Linked DNA regions of Homo sapiens: region 1 is linked to region 2. Evidence: chromatin contacts called from ENCODE Hi-C or POLR2A ChIA-PET data. All regions are on one chromosome and are shown on one strand. The core of a region is the stretch at or near the end of the contact, and the rest is flanking DNA. Distances in the headings are between cores, read along the strand shown.

Region 1 (6,903 bases), core at 2,325-4,824, 2.1 Mb before region 2:
AGTCTGGACAGGTTAGACACACCGCTGTGACTTTGAGGGTCAAGGGGAGGTACCCTGCCAAAAAACAAAAACCTAATTATCCTTGTTTAGTGAGAGGAGGCTGGCGTCCCCCACAGGGATGTTCCTTTGTCTGTTGGAACTCTTCCGCTGCCTTGAGGACCCACCTTTAGCCCCCTTTGGATCTTGAATGGGGGAGCCAGCCTGCCAGTGTCTGGGGTTAAGGGGAGGAGACCACTGAATTCATTGTCTGGGCCAGGGAGGACCTACCATTGGAAAGGGAATGGGACCAGAATTCCAGACCAGGCTTTGATACCAATTATTCAGGAGACCTGGGTCAGTCCTTACCTCTCTGTGGTCCTCAGTTTTCTGGTCCCTGAAACAAGAAATCTGGGCTGGCTGTATCCTGAACTATAGGACTTCTGGCCTCAGATGCCTCCAGATTGATATGGGCTGGAAGTAGGGTGACACATTTGTTCTGATTTGCTCGTTCTGATTTACTTTCCAGGTTTTAGCATCAAGAGAAACCTTCTCAGTTCCTGATAAATTGGGATGGTTGGTCACCCTAGCTGGAGGACTGTTAGGTTAACCTAACCTCACATTTTACCCACAAAGAGCAAGACACGCAGCACCCGCCTTTATTCCTATGTGGCCACGAAGCTATTTTCAAGCCATTTTGTTTGCACATATCATGTTTCTAGGGTTCAGCTGAAAACCCTCTCAGGTCCAGCTACCACTTCCCTCAATTCCTTCAGATCTTCTGGGCTCTGCTTGGCCATCTCCTTTTCCCCCCTCTGCACCCACTCCCATGCCTCAGGATGGTCTTTTTTGGTTGTCTCCATCAGCTCCCCTGGAGCCCCTTTAGCTCCTTCCTCTGCATTTAATGCAGGATTTGTGCCGAAGCAGGTGCTCCACAAGTCATCACGGAAAGTCTGAATATCTCCAGGGCCCAGGGCAGGGCTGCCCCCACCCTCAAGGAGGGCTGCACACCCCAATTCCAGGGCAACTTTGTTGGAAGGACAGATCCTTCCTGGAAGAGGTTGCAGGGAGCCACTCCCCAGGTGTGACTTCTTAACCCTTTCTCTTCCATGGGACCACTCAGGCATTGGGTGGAGCCTGTGGACCCCTTCTGAGAATAATTTTTTTAAAAAGGCATTAGGATTACTATGAAAAGTCATTTTACTAAAAATAGATATCAAACTATTAACAATTTCTCATATAGTAACATACGTTCTCTTTTACTAATACATTAAATAAGATTTAGTGGTCGGTCTAATATGACTTTAATTTCACAGTTCTCGTAGCTTAGATGATATCTTGAGATGTTTACAATAACTGTAGTGTGTTACATAAATACCTGTGATTTCTACTAGTGACAAAATCACAGGGACATCTACTTGCTGCCTACATTCATAATCAAAGGATATGTTAAAAACCATTGGCTGGGCACGGTGGCTTACGTCTGTAATCCCAGAACTTCGGGAGGTCAAGGTGGGCGGATCACCTGAGGTTGGGGGTTCAAGACCAGCCTGACCAACATAGAGAAACCCCCATCTCTACTAAGAATACAAAAAAATTAGCCGGGTGTGGTGGCGCATGCCTGTAATCCCAGCTACTTGGGAGGCTGAGGCAGGATAATCTCTTGAACCCCGGAGGTGGAGGTTGTGATGAGCCAAGATCGCACCATTGCACTCTAGCCTGGGCAACAAGAGTGAAACTCTGTTTCAAACAAACAAATAAACAAACAGACAACAAAGCCTTTAGAGATTAGTGAGGCTAAAGGTATAACTTTTGTCCACCCCTGTGTCATGGACCCCCCAGAATTCTATCCTCAGTCCTCTTGGGGGTCCATGAACCTCTGCTTCAAGGCAAAGGGGTTTTGATTCCTTAGGTTAGATAAACAAGAACATCATCAAGAGACGAGAGAACGAAGAGTAAAGGGCAGTGTCCAGACTGGGTTGGGTTAAGCAGAGAAAGGTTTCTAGATGAGTGAGTTTCAGAGCTGGGTGTTTAAGGTGAGTCCGTGTTGGCAGGAAGCAAGGAACTGTGGTTGAGGGAAGGAACTATGGGGAAGGTTTGCTTTTGTGGCTAAATCAAAAACACAGCAGACTAACATCACAGCCACATCACTCCAGGGCAAGCCCGTGTCTCCTTTGTCACCAAGAACACCAAGGCATTGTCCATGTAAGACAGTGTGCCTGTCCTCAAGCTTACATACAAAGAGACAAAACAAACACAAAAGTTAATAACAAGACAAAAATTAAACTGCTAGTAAAAAATGCAGTCGGAAGTATCTGAAACATGCCACATATCTGGTTAAGTGCATACAATGCAAGCCACAGGCGTTCAAAGGTGGGGGTTCAAGGTGGGGGTCACCTCCCCTCTGAGGTTTGCGGTGAGGACCAAATGCGGAAATGGACACGAGGCCCGAGGCCAGCATTGTGGAAGGCCGGTTAGAGCATGCACTTTGGACCATTGTGGCTACTTAACGTCTCAGTGACCTTCTCTGTAAAATGGGGATAATAAATAAGTATGGCGCCTGACATATACTAATGTTTGCAACACGGTTCAGGAGACACCAGAGACTGGAGAACTTGGCCTTTAACGTGGTAGGTGTGAAAACATTTGAATGAATGAATGAATGAATGAATGGGTCCTCGGGTTGCCTCGGTCTGCCCCAGGCGGCCCGCTAAGCCCCATGTCTGTGAAATGAATCCCCAGCTCTCGGGGTCAGCTTCATCTCAGCGTGTGGGTGTGGGTGGTGGGGAGGTGCTGAGCAGCTCAGCAGAGGCGAGGCCCAGGCCGAGTTTGTGGGTGTCATCCCGGGAGGGTCTTGCTCGGCCTCCCCAACCCCCATGCTGCTCGGCTCCTCAGTGGGCGGGGGAACCAGCGGGCTTAGCTGTGCCCGGGCCGATCTCGAGAGGACAAGGCCCGCAGCTAGCATTCGAGGAGCCCACCCCCGGGTCCGCAGCGTGGGGCACGGGCGCCCTCTTATCCCCGAAAGGTCGATCTGGGCCTCCCCAGGCTAGAGTGGGGGTGGGGTGCCGATGCACCTTCGGATACTGTGGTCCCCCAGCCCTTCCAGCCGCGGTCGCGCACATCCGAAGGAATTTGGGGCCAGGGGCATTGCGGGCAGAGAGGACAGAGAAACGGAGCCCTCTCGGCAGGCGACGTGGGAGAGGAGCGCCCTAAAAAGTGGAAAGCGAGCGTTGCCGAGGCTGCTGGCCCCTTTAAGAGGCCCGGCTGGCTCTGCGGCGGTTCCAGCTAACCCGGTCCCTGGTGCAGCTCTGCGGTCCGGGTCCCCCAGCAGAGAATCGGCACCCGGCGGGGAGGCAGGACCAGACGCAGGAGAGGGCGTGGCCCCGCCGGGGAGCTGGGCGGAGTCTATGCTGCGGAGAAAGCGGGAGAACCCGGAGGTGGGCGGAGCCGAGGGTCTGTGGGTGGGGCCCGGCGCTGCGGGCCTCGTGGGGCGGAGCCTCGGGCTCGGGGAACGCCGCAGAGGGAGGAGGGGTGGGCGGGGCCGCGGCGGGGGCGGGGCCAGTGTCTGCAGTGGGCGGGGCCCGCCGCAGAAGGGGCAGTGCCGGCCGAGAGTCCTCTGCGTGCGGCTGCCGCGGCCCCTCCACAGCGTCTCTGACAGCCCGGGCGGTGAGACCCGCGACCCTTCTGGCCCCGCGCAGATACCGCGGCCTCCACCGCGTCCCGAGGAGCGGCCGAGTGCCCTCTCTCGCCTCGGCGCCCGCATCCGGGGCCATCCGTCCTGCCGTCTCTGCGGAGGCCGCATCTGGCGCGCATCTGGAACCGCCCGGCCGGCCGCGCTGGAGCCCGCGCCCACCCTGGCCCGGCCGCGCCGGGAGCCCTGCCCGGAGCTGGAGCCGCACCTGGAGCCGCGGGCCCGGGGCCCTGAGCCGCGCAGCCGGCGCATGGTGAACTCGCTGCTGTTCGGGGAGATGGCCTTGGCCTTCGGCTGCCCGCCGGGCGGCGGCGGCGGGGGCTGCCCTGGCGGGGGCGGCGGCGGCGGCGGGGCAGGGCCGGGTCCGTCGCCGGTGACGGCGGCGCTGCGGGACGACCTGGGCTCCAACATCCACCTCTTGAAGGGGCTCAACGTGCGCTTCCGCTGCTTCCTGGCTAAGGTGCACGAGCTGGAGCGGCGCAACCGGCTGCTGGAGAAGCAGCTGGAGCAGCAGCAGAGCGAGCGCGAGCGGCGGCTGCGCTACAAGACCTTCTCCCGCGAGCAGGCCGTGCAGACCGGGCCCGAGTTGCTGCGGCCCCCGGCGCCCGGCGGCGGGCACGGCCTCAGCAGTGGCGCGGCGGCCGGCGCCAACGCCAATGCCGTGGCCCTGGGCGGCCTGCCCCCCGGCGGCGGCTCGCACCCGCAGCACTACGGCCGCCTGCCCGGGACCATCTGGAGCTACACGCAGGTGCGGCGCACGGGCGGCGGCGGCGTGGAGACCGTGCAGGGCCCCGGCGTGTCGTGGGTGCACCCCGACGGCGTGGGCGTGCAGATCGACACCATCACGCCGGAGATCCGCGCGCTCTACAACGTGCTGGCCAAGGTGAAGCGCGAGCGCGACGAGTATAAGCGGAGGTGAGTGGCCGCCCCTCCCCCGCCGCCCTGGGACGGGGCGCCCAGGTCCAGGCTGCCGCGGAATGCGTATGCGGGACGGGGGCCGGGCGGGCAGCTGGTACTGGCAGGTGGGCTGGAAGCTGTGTTTGCAGAGCGTCTTACGTACGCCAGGAAGGCCCAGTTATCTAGATCCCAGGATGGGGGCGGGCGCTGGCTACCGTGGGGGCCACCTCGATGCTGTCACTGGTGAGGCACATTGTTTTCTAGGTGACATAATAACTGTCTGTGTTTTATGCGATCTCATTTAATTCTCAGCACAATACAGCGTATTGTGTAAGGCAGTCTTATCCTCATCTCGCAGATGAGGAAACCGAGGTGCAGAAATGCTAAGTGATTTGCCTAAGGTGGCTTGGCGAGTAAGTGGTGAAACCGGGATTTCAACCAGAGATTTTAACCACTCCTGGCTAGTCTGTCTCCTAGCATAAGTATTTTTACCAAGGAAGTAGGAAATATGCTCCCCTCCCTCAACATATGAAAAGAAAAACTCTAACCAACCCACTGCCTTTTTATTTCTTGAATTAAATGAGATCACGTTTTTGAAAATGGATGGATCTGCCCCTACCCCCTGGGGCCAGTGTCTGCCGTCTTGCTCCAGCTCTGTAAGGTCCAGCTTGCTGGGTTGGATAACCACAACTACAACAGACTGCTCACAAGCTTTTATAAAATGCCTCCTTTCATCCCTCTTCTCCCCACTCCCTGAGTCTCATGGTTTATTGAGCCCTAACAAACTCAGCCTTAAAAGCCCCCAGGAGAAGATAATGTTGGGCTGGAGACTGGACATTGAATGGACTGAGACCACAATCTCTGGCTAGAACTGGGGTCCAGACTCTGCAAGACTGGCCAGTGCATTCCTGCCTAGCCCAGATTCCCCAGCTGGGAAACTGTCATTGCTTCCTGTCTGCAGTCTGGCCGACAATACTGTCTGCTTGGCTTTCCGATAAGAGGAGAGGGGTCTCCTATCCTCCTCCTCTTCCCATAAGAGAAGAAGGGTCTGTCTTTGGCATCTCAGGCCTGGCTGGGGAAGGGGCCCTCTGGCCCTGGCAATCGCTGTTCCAGGCACAGGCAGCCTTCCATTCGGAGCTATTGGCTCTGAACTCCAGGGCTTGGAGGATGTACTGAGAAGGACCCTTCCTTCCATCTCTAAAGGTCTGTCCAGGGAGCTGGGCATAGGTCTCCTTCCGTATTCTCCCATTGGACAGGCTAGCAACTGGGTAGGATTCAAATGCCAGCCTTATACCTGCTGGTGAGATTATCAAATCACTTGAAAGCCTGTTTGCTCATCAGAGAAATGGGAATAATAAAATCTGCCCACAGTTGCTCGAGGAGACAGCAGGATGGTGATGCTCTTTGGGAGGTATAAAGTAATCATGCTGGTGTTATTAAAGATGATAGGCACTTTGTCAAGCTAGCAGGGAGTAGAAATGCTGAGAGTCCTCAAGCTCTCTCATGTGGCGCCTAGCTTCCTGGGGGTAGGTCTTACACTCCACTGGGAGACGGGCTTCTCTCCTGGGTTACCTGTTTCTCTGGAGGACTTGAGAATGGCCCGCCTGGTGCCTTGCCACAGGGAGGCCACCTCGCCGCCCCTCATGGTCAATGTCATTGGGGCAGGCTAGGGAAGCAGGCACTTGCTCTCAATGGTGAAACTGGGGAGGGATGGGCCGGGCCCTCCTGTCTGCCACTGTTGATTGTGTTGTCATGCCTCAGGCTTGTGTTGTGTTTGTTTTATTGTGTGTGTGCTTTTTGGACCTGGCTACTAAGGTGATGGAAAAACCGTGCCCAGTCTTGGAGGGAGATGGGTTGGCATTGAGCAACGATCTATTCAAGTTGCACCCAGGGCGTGGGGTGTGATGTCAGCTTCTGGCGCTGGCCTGGAATGAGACGGTGCTGCTGAGACAGGTGGAGTGCGGGCGTCTCTCTTCCCGCCCTTCTGGGATGCGTGCACACCTTGTCTTCCATTTATTTTCTGAAGTTAACTCAAGACTCATGTTGGATTTTTCCAAAGCAGGTATATTCCTTTCCTGGGGCCTCAGTTTCCCCGTCTGTGAAGTGAGGTTGAGGGGGGGCTAGAATTGCGGTCCTTGAAACCCCAGGCTTTCTTAGAGATGCTTTAGGGTTTCCTTGAATATCTAATAAAAATGATCATTTAAAAGAACATTAAGACGTTAATACAGTGATAAAAATGTGCTCACCCACCTTTAAGTTCTTAATATTAACTCACTGGGTTCTACTAACATGCTAACTTGTTAGTAGTATGTTTTGGGTATCCCTAAGAATTTTCTTTG
Region 2 (7,052 bases), core at 1,996-4,495:
GCAGTTAACCAAAGAAAAAACATAATTTTCTGACCAATAGGATGTATGGGGCCAGAGAATGACCAGCCTATAGAAGAACTGTTTTTTGTCCTGAGCATAGGGGAAGGATGAAGTTGCACCAACTAAGGTGGAATTAAGCTGCAGATGGGGAAAAATCTGGATTTTGGTTCAGAGCCCTGGGGTCTTCCTCAAAAGTCTCTTTCCTTGAAAGAGGAACCCTGTCTCGGTTTCTGCATCTCTCTGAGTCCTTTTGGAGGTTGAGGATGCTGAGGTCTTGGTGCTTGGCCCCCTCTAACCCTGAGTACTTCCCCTCCTGTGGGGTAACCTGGCCCAGTACCCAGGCCCCAGCTCTGGCGACCATTTCCCCCTACTTTGCTCCTAGCAAAGGCCATTTCTAGGTCAGTCGTGAGGTACAGGCAGAACGGGCAACTTCTTCTGAGATTTTTGGCCCTGGAAGGCCTTGAGCCCTGTGGTCCTGCAGAACTGCTGTCTCCCTCTTTTGGAGAAAGCAGGGAGGAAATGACCTGTGTGGGGGGAATTGTGAGCTGCACCTGCACAGAGGAGCTGAGGCAAGCAGGGCAGTTCTGGTCTGTCAATGTAAAGGACATTTATCATTCAAGAGGTTGGGCTGTTATTATTAATTTTGAATTTTGTCAATACAAACTGAAGGGAAATTTGTCTTCTTACTTGTAGGAACCTCACAAGACCACCCATCTTATATTCCAGGGAGAATTGCTGCGTATTACACAAACTCATAGGTGAGACTGCCGTTCTGACCTGCAGGCCTGGATGCCCTGCACAGGGGCACAGAGCACTGGCAAAGCCCTTCCCATACAAACAGCAAGCATGTTATGTCTACAACCCAACGGCACCAGTTCCAAGTACAATTTCTACTTGGCTGTATGAGCTGAGTACACGTTCCCCCCAGCACAGAAATCCTGCAAACTCCCATGAATGCTATAGTGAAAAGCAGGGGCTGGCCAGGTGTGATGGATCACACCTGTAATCCCAGGACTTTAGAAGGCCAAGGCAGGGCGGATTATTTGAGTCCAGGAGTTGGAGACCAACCTGGGCAACATGGTGAAACTTCAACTCTTAAAAAACAAAACAACCACCACCACAACAAAACCAAGAACAGAAATTAGCTGGCTGTGGTGACTCGTGCCTCTGCTACTCCAGAGGCTGAGGTGGGAGGATCGCTTAAACCAAGATGCTACCAGATAGAGTGAGACTCTGTCTCGGGGAAAAAGACAAACAAAATAAGTCTGTGTAAGAGGTGACTCTGGGGACAGTGGAAAAACACTAAGGTTTTCAAGTGGTGGTAAAAGCCAGTAGGCCTTGGGGACCATTGAGCAGTCTACAAAGCAGGGAAGCCTAGATCCCTGAGCTCCGCCTGCCAAGTACCACCACAGCTAACATGAGAGACCTCTGCCACAGAGACTGAAATTTGCCTCCCAAGGAAACAAGTGACTACAGACATCTGTCCCAGGACAGTAAACAAGGTCTCACAAAAACAAAAACAGCTGACCACACCATAAAATCACTGAGACCGAGCCTGCGACTATAGGCGAAAAAAAAAAGGCTATTATTCATACCGTGAAAGACCAGGGGAAAGTGCAGACACAGTCCCCTACTACTGTTGTGGGAATCAGGAGAACAGAGAGACCAATGGGTGGAACAGGAGGATTTTATTGAGTGCCCTCAGGCCCAGAGGATTAAAATCCAAAGGCTGAGCCCCGAACAAAGACAGGGTTTGACTTTTATACACACTTCAAAAAGGGGGTTGGCTAGTTTGAATGGCATGGTGGGACTATGATGGCACCAAACTCGCGGGGCAGGCAAGAGGGCTTACAGAAGCAGAACAAAGGCAGCTAGTCAAACTGTGACAGGTCTCACGAGGCAAGAATAGCTGGTGACCTTGCAGCTGCACTGAAGGGAAATCAAGAACTTAACAAAACTTGAATAGTGAGAAATGGTAAAGGGAAAAGAGAAGGTAATAAAAGCATTTGCTGTTTCTTGCTCTTATCCTTCCTAGGGATAACAGACTGTTAAGAGAGTCTCCAGAACTCATTTCTCAGCGATGTGGTTTTTCAGAAACTATCTGTTCCTGACCTTGCAGCCAAGCAAGTACAGGAAAATACTTTTTCTTTTTAATTTCTACCTTATTACTACAAGTTACAAAACAGAGGTTTCCACGTTTGGAAAAATAAGAGACAACAACATAGCCATAGAATGCATAGCCCTCAGCCTTACAGTAAACCACTTTGATAACCATAACATGTGCTCTACATACCACACATGTGAACTTCCGCCCCGCCACAGCTCCATACGCCTCACCCTTTACACGCACGGTCACTTGCCCCGAGCACCACCCCAGCCAATCCCCAATCACCCTGAGCCCTCCTAGCCCTAACGCACAGCTAGGACGCTCACGTCCAGCCAGCGGTCCCGGACTTGCTCCTACAGCACGGGAAATCCTTCATGGCGAAGCAGCAGCCCCTGCGCTGCCTCATCTACATAGAAACGCCCTATCGGTGATGTCACCAACAGTGCCTTTCCCAGTCCCCTTCTGTTCTTCCGCCCCACCCTCCTCCACTCAGCCCACCAACCCGGTGCCGCAGCCGGCGGGGGAAGTGACGTCCGCCTGTCCCTCCTTTCTGTCTCGCCCTTGTCTTTTGGGGAGGTGCGCCGAGACCCTGCATCTAGTCTCCCCCGAAGAAGTGATTACTTAACCTGTGTCCTGCGGAGGACCCTTCTGGCGGGCAGCTGGAAGCCTGTGCACCCGTCTTCAAATAATGGCTTTTAATAGCAGACTGGAACGTTTCGGATTACAAAGCAAACCGGACCCTTTCAAACCTGGTTATCTTTGTGAAGTAGCATTCCACTTAAAATTGGGAGCCCTTTAATAACAGAGAGAAATCATGTCTATGAAACTAGAGAAGCTGCTCAGATAACTGCAAACCAGCCATCCTTACTGGTTTTACGAGTAGTAGTGTTATAAAGAAAGTTGTCCAGTTTTATGAGTCTTGTAGGTTTGTTTTTTTGTTTTTCAAATACAGTAGTGTACAAAAAGGAAGCAGAATGTGGTTGCTGTCTCAATGTAATGCCTCGCTGGGCCTGAGAATTTGAAAATAAAAAAGTTCTCTTCTTTCCCCATTCTCCCTTTAGATGAAAAGTCTTTCTTGGCCGGGCGCGGTGGCTGACGCTTGTAAGCCCAGCACTTTGGGAGGCTGAGGCGGGCCGATCACGAGGTCAGGAGATCGAGACCACGGTGAAACCCCGTCTCTACTAAAAATAAAAAAAAAAAATTAGCCTGGCGTGGTGGCGGGCGCCTGTAGTCTCAGCTACTCGCAGAGGCTGAGGCAGGAGAATGGCGTGAACCCGGGAGGCGGAGCTTGCAGTGAGCTGAGATCGCCCACTGCACTCCAGCCTGGGCGACAGAGCGAGACTCCGTTTAAAAAAAAAAAAAGTATTTCTTGAAAGCATTGTCGATCAAAAGCTGTGTCCCTCCTTGCCAGAATGGCTCATTCCCAGATAGTCCTGTCCCACACGGGGGTCAGGGGAGGGAAGGAGACCTCTCTTTTTAACAGCGTCCAAAAGCTGAACTGGTGTGGCATCACAACATGGAAAAAAAAAAAAAAAAAGAGAGAGAGAGAGAGAGAGAGATATCTCGGCCAATTCTATAGTTGCTGTCACTTGTTGAATCATCTCTAGTTTTCAGAGTACCATGAATTTAGTTTCTCAAAAGAAGTAAAACAATGAGAAATACATAACATTAATAATTTGAGTAGTAGAAATATAATGCATACAAGAATGATCATCACAAAGAGAATCTGTATCCTGGAACAGTAAGGGAACCAGGGAACTGGGATTTGATGTTTCAGCCAACTGAAAACATCAGGGAAAACATCAAACCCCATTTCTTCTTTAGTGATTTCTTGCAGCCAAGTGGCTTCTTTTCTGATTTTTTCTAGAGAAGGTTCTACTACATGGGAAATGTATATGTATATGCAACAAAAGGTATTTGCCACCACACATCTCCCTGCTCAGCTAAATGTATCACCTAAAGTGATGTGATTATCTAGTACAACCTTAGCCAGTGACTAAATACCTTTTTATAGAGCTGCAAAAGAGGCCGCAGTTTCATCAGCAATGTTTTTCTTTCTTTTTCTTTTTCTTTCAGAGACAGTGTCTGGCTCTGTGGCTCAGGCTGGAGTGCAGTGGCGCCATCATAGCTCACTGCAGCCTCAAACTCTTTGGCTTAAGTGATTCTCCTGTCTCAGCCCCTGAGTCACTGGGATTACAGGCCAGAGCCACCATGCCTGGTTTTCATCAGCAATGTTTCCTGAGGTTACAAAAAGATTTGTAATCCTGGGAGGAAACACTCCCTTGAAGCAAGTGTTCTCCCCAAAAAAATGCAAGGAGCTATCTTCTTGATAGCCAGGCAGATAATTCTCAGGTTTTGCCCCACAGAATCTCTATCTAAAATAGAGCAGTGGTCATGCCTAGTGAAAAGTTTGAGGGAACTCGCCCAATGTTGGGTTTCTTCAGAGCCATATATATAGATATAACCAAATATCCTAAAAGACACTGCCCTTCATCATTCCATGCCGTTAGACATTTACAGGACCATGGATGGTGATCTCCTCCAGACAAAAATAAATGCTGGTGCAGAACAGGTAAGTGTATTATAATTTGAGTACATCAGCTTTTGGGCATTTTAAACCATGGGTCAGACATGTTAGAGCAAGAGGGCAGGTTGATAGCAAGAGGGAGTGTTTTTCTTTTAATTTTCCAATAGCAAAGTGATGTTTGCCACTGTCATTTCAGAGTGAGGTGACAATTTGTTGTTGTTTGGTTTTGTGGGTTTTTTGTTTGTTTGTTTTTGAGACAAGGTCTCACTGTCACCCAGGCTGGAGTGCAGTGGCATGATCAGGGTTTACTTCTGCTTTGACCTCACATATTCAAGCAAACCTCCTTACTAATCCTCCCGAGTAGCTGGGACTACAGGCACGTGCCCCCACACCCTGGGGTGTGAACTGGGATTTGATGTTTTCAGTTGGCTCTCTAATGGAATAGGTTCCCTTACTCTTCTAGAATCAGATTGTCTTCATGATTATCATTCTTGTGTGCATTATACTTCTACTACGCTGCTGATTTTTTCTTTTTTTTTTTAATTTTTATTTTTGAGACAGTCTTTCTCTGTCACCCAGGCTGTATTGCACTGGCAGGATCTTAGCTCACTGCAACCTCTGCCTCCTGGGTTCAAGCGATTCTTTTCCTTCAGCCTCCTGAGTAGCCACCTGGCTGATTTTTGTATTTTTAGTAGAGACAGGGTTTCACCATGTTGGCAGGCTGGTCTCGAACTCCTGACCTCGAGTGATCCGCCCGCCTTGGCCTCCTATAGTGCTGGGATTAAAGACATGAGCTACCACACCTGGCTCTCAAACCATTTTAATTAAGCAAAGACAGATTTGTCTGGCTTTTTAGTACAATGCTGAATTATCCTCCAATCTATATTTTTAGGAAGGACCTGGGGAGTGGCAACATGGAGATATTTGGTGAAAATGTGAACCTTTCATGTTCTGCTTCAGTCCCTTTTTGAAAATCCTTCCAATTTGCCTTTGCAACCAGTTAGTGGCCTTGCCTTCTTCACCAGCATGTGAATTGATTGATAAAGGTCAGAATATTTGGGCTCAAAGGTTTCAACAGTTAAGTCAAATTTTCTGCCAGAGCCTATAGAATCTCGGAGCCTGCTTTAGAAACAGAAGAGTGAAATGTATTTAAGTTTAGATCAGGGAAGTCCTTTATAATATTCTTAATTCACGTTTTGGTGAAGTGGTATACACAATGGTAGGCTCCCCTCTTCCTGTGGGTTTGGGTTTTACCTTTAAAGGGGCTGTCAGAACAGAAGTTTTGGGGAAGTGGCCAGAGCCCTGGGGACTTTCCCCAGGTGGTGGTGATGGAAGAAGAAGCAAGGCAGGACAGGAAGGCTCAGGTAAGAAAGACTATGCAGGTGCAGGGGCAGGAGGAGAAGGAGCAGCTGGAGGTGAAAGAGACAAAGCCTCCTCAATATTTCTCAATTCAGAAAACATGACAGTTTACCTCCTTCAGCTTACTTCCTCAATGGAGGCAATTTTCTCAGTTTTTTTAGAAATTTTAGAAATTTAGAAATTTCTAGGTCTCACTGGAAGTAATCTCCCATTTAATTTGTCTGGTTCTAAAACCAAATTTCTCTGTTTTTATTTTTATTTTTTTGAGACAAGGTCTCACTATGTCACCCAGACTGGAGTGCAGTGGTGTGATCTCGGCTTACTGCACTCACCGCTTGCTGCATGACGGCCAATAAGTCCAGGGATAAGGTGTAGGGGCAGGGAAGGTGACTTTATTCCAGAGAGCCACCAAACTGAACAGATGGTGAACTAACATCCTAAAGAACCATCTTAAATTAATATGATTTTCAGGTTCCTTGTACGTTAGGGAAGGGAGGAAGAAGGAGGCGGTTGAGGTGAAGAGGTCTGACAATGACAGACATATGGGCTGCAGTGAGAGCCCAAGGGGATGGTGAAAATTCTTTGTCCTTTGTCAGGTCACACTGCTCTTATAAATCTTCAACAACCTGCCTATCTTCTCAGGAGTTAGTTTGGGGAAAGGATTATTATCATCTGTGCTTTAAAGTTAAACTGTAAGCTAAATCCCTCCCATAGATAGCTTGGCCTATGTGCAGAAAGAAGAAAAAGCAGTTAGCCTGAAAGACATCACCACAGGGTAGGAAGGGTTAGGAGCAAAATGCAGTCAGTCATGCTGGGCCTCCTTTTCATTGCCATATATTTAATTTACTTGAACACATAATTTTAATTTTTTATACTTTATTTTTATTTATTTATTTATTTTTTGAGACCGAATCTCACTTTGTTGCCCCCCCAGGCTGGAGTGCAATGTCGCGATCTTGGCTCAGTGAAACCTCTGCCTCCCGGGTTCAAGCAATTCTCCTGACTCAGCCTTCTGAGTAGCTGGGATTACAGGAGCCCCCCACCATACCCGGCTAATTT

The links. Hi-C counts contacts between places; a loop is a spot of excess contacts on that map. ChIA-PET counts read pairs that join two places held with the same protein, here RNA polymerase II (POLR2A). Pooled maps may share reads with other maps.
Region 1: a map with no recorded cell type shows a loop between it and region 2 (8-fold over the local background). The contact joins the promoter of IFFO2 here to the enhancer-like site in region 2. A Hi-C loop is called at or near these places in 2 of 37 single-sample maps with no recorded cell type and 8 of 50 pooled maps. POLR2A ChIA-PET finds 5 or more read pairs at or near these places in 1 of 52 experiments (CD4-positive, alpha-beta T cell).

Annotation. Positions count from the first base shown.
Region 1 is chr1:18,953,347-18,960,249 of GRCh38, reverse strand. It overlaps IFFO2 (intermediate filament family orphan 2), which reads left to right and starts at 3,574. Exons shown (of 9, transcript NM_001136265.2): 1 at 3,574-4,582. The coding sequence starts at 3,918. RefSeq lists silencers at 3,392-3,561, 4,132-4,391, 4,632-4,821.
Region 2 is chr1:16,900,443-16,907,494 of GRCh38, reverse strand. No RefSeq gene overlaps it. Among named protein-coding and RNA genes, the nearest start is that of RNU1-2, 8.0 kb to the right of the region's middle. RefSeq lists a silencer at 1,887-2,181 and enhancers at 1,922-2,561, 2,718-2,767, 2,868-2,917, 2,562-3,201, 3,388-3,667. Within about 2 kb of position 3,245, at least 41 of the 41 ENCODE cell types and tissues checked have a DNase peak (open chromatin) inside an H3K27ac peak, as active enhancers do; they include CD4-positive, alpha-beta T cell, where a contact is called at or near this core.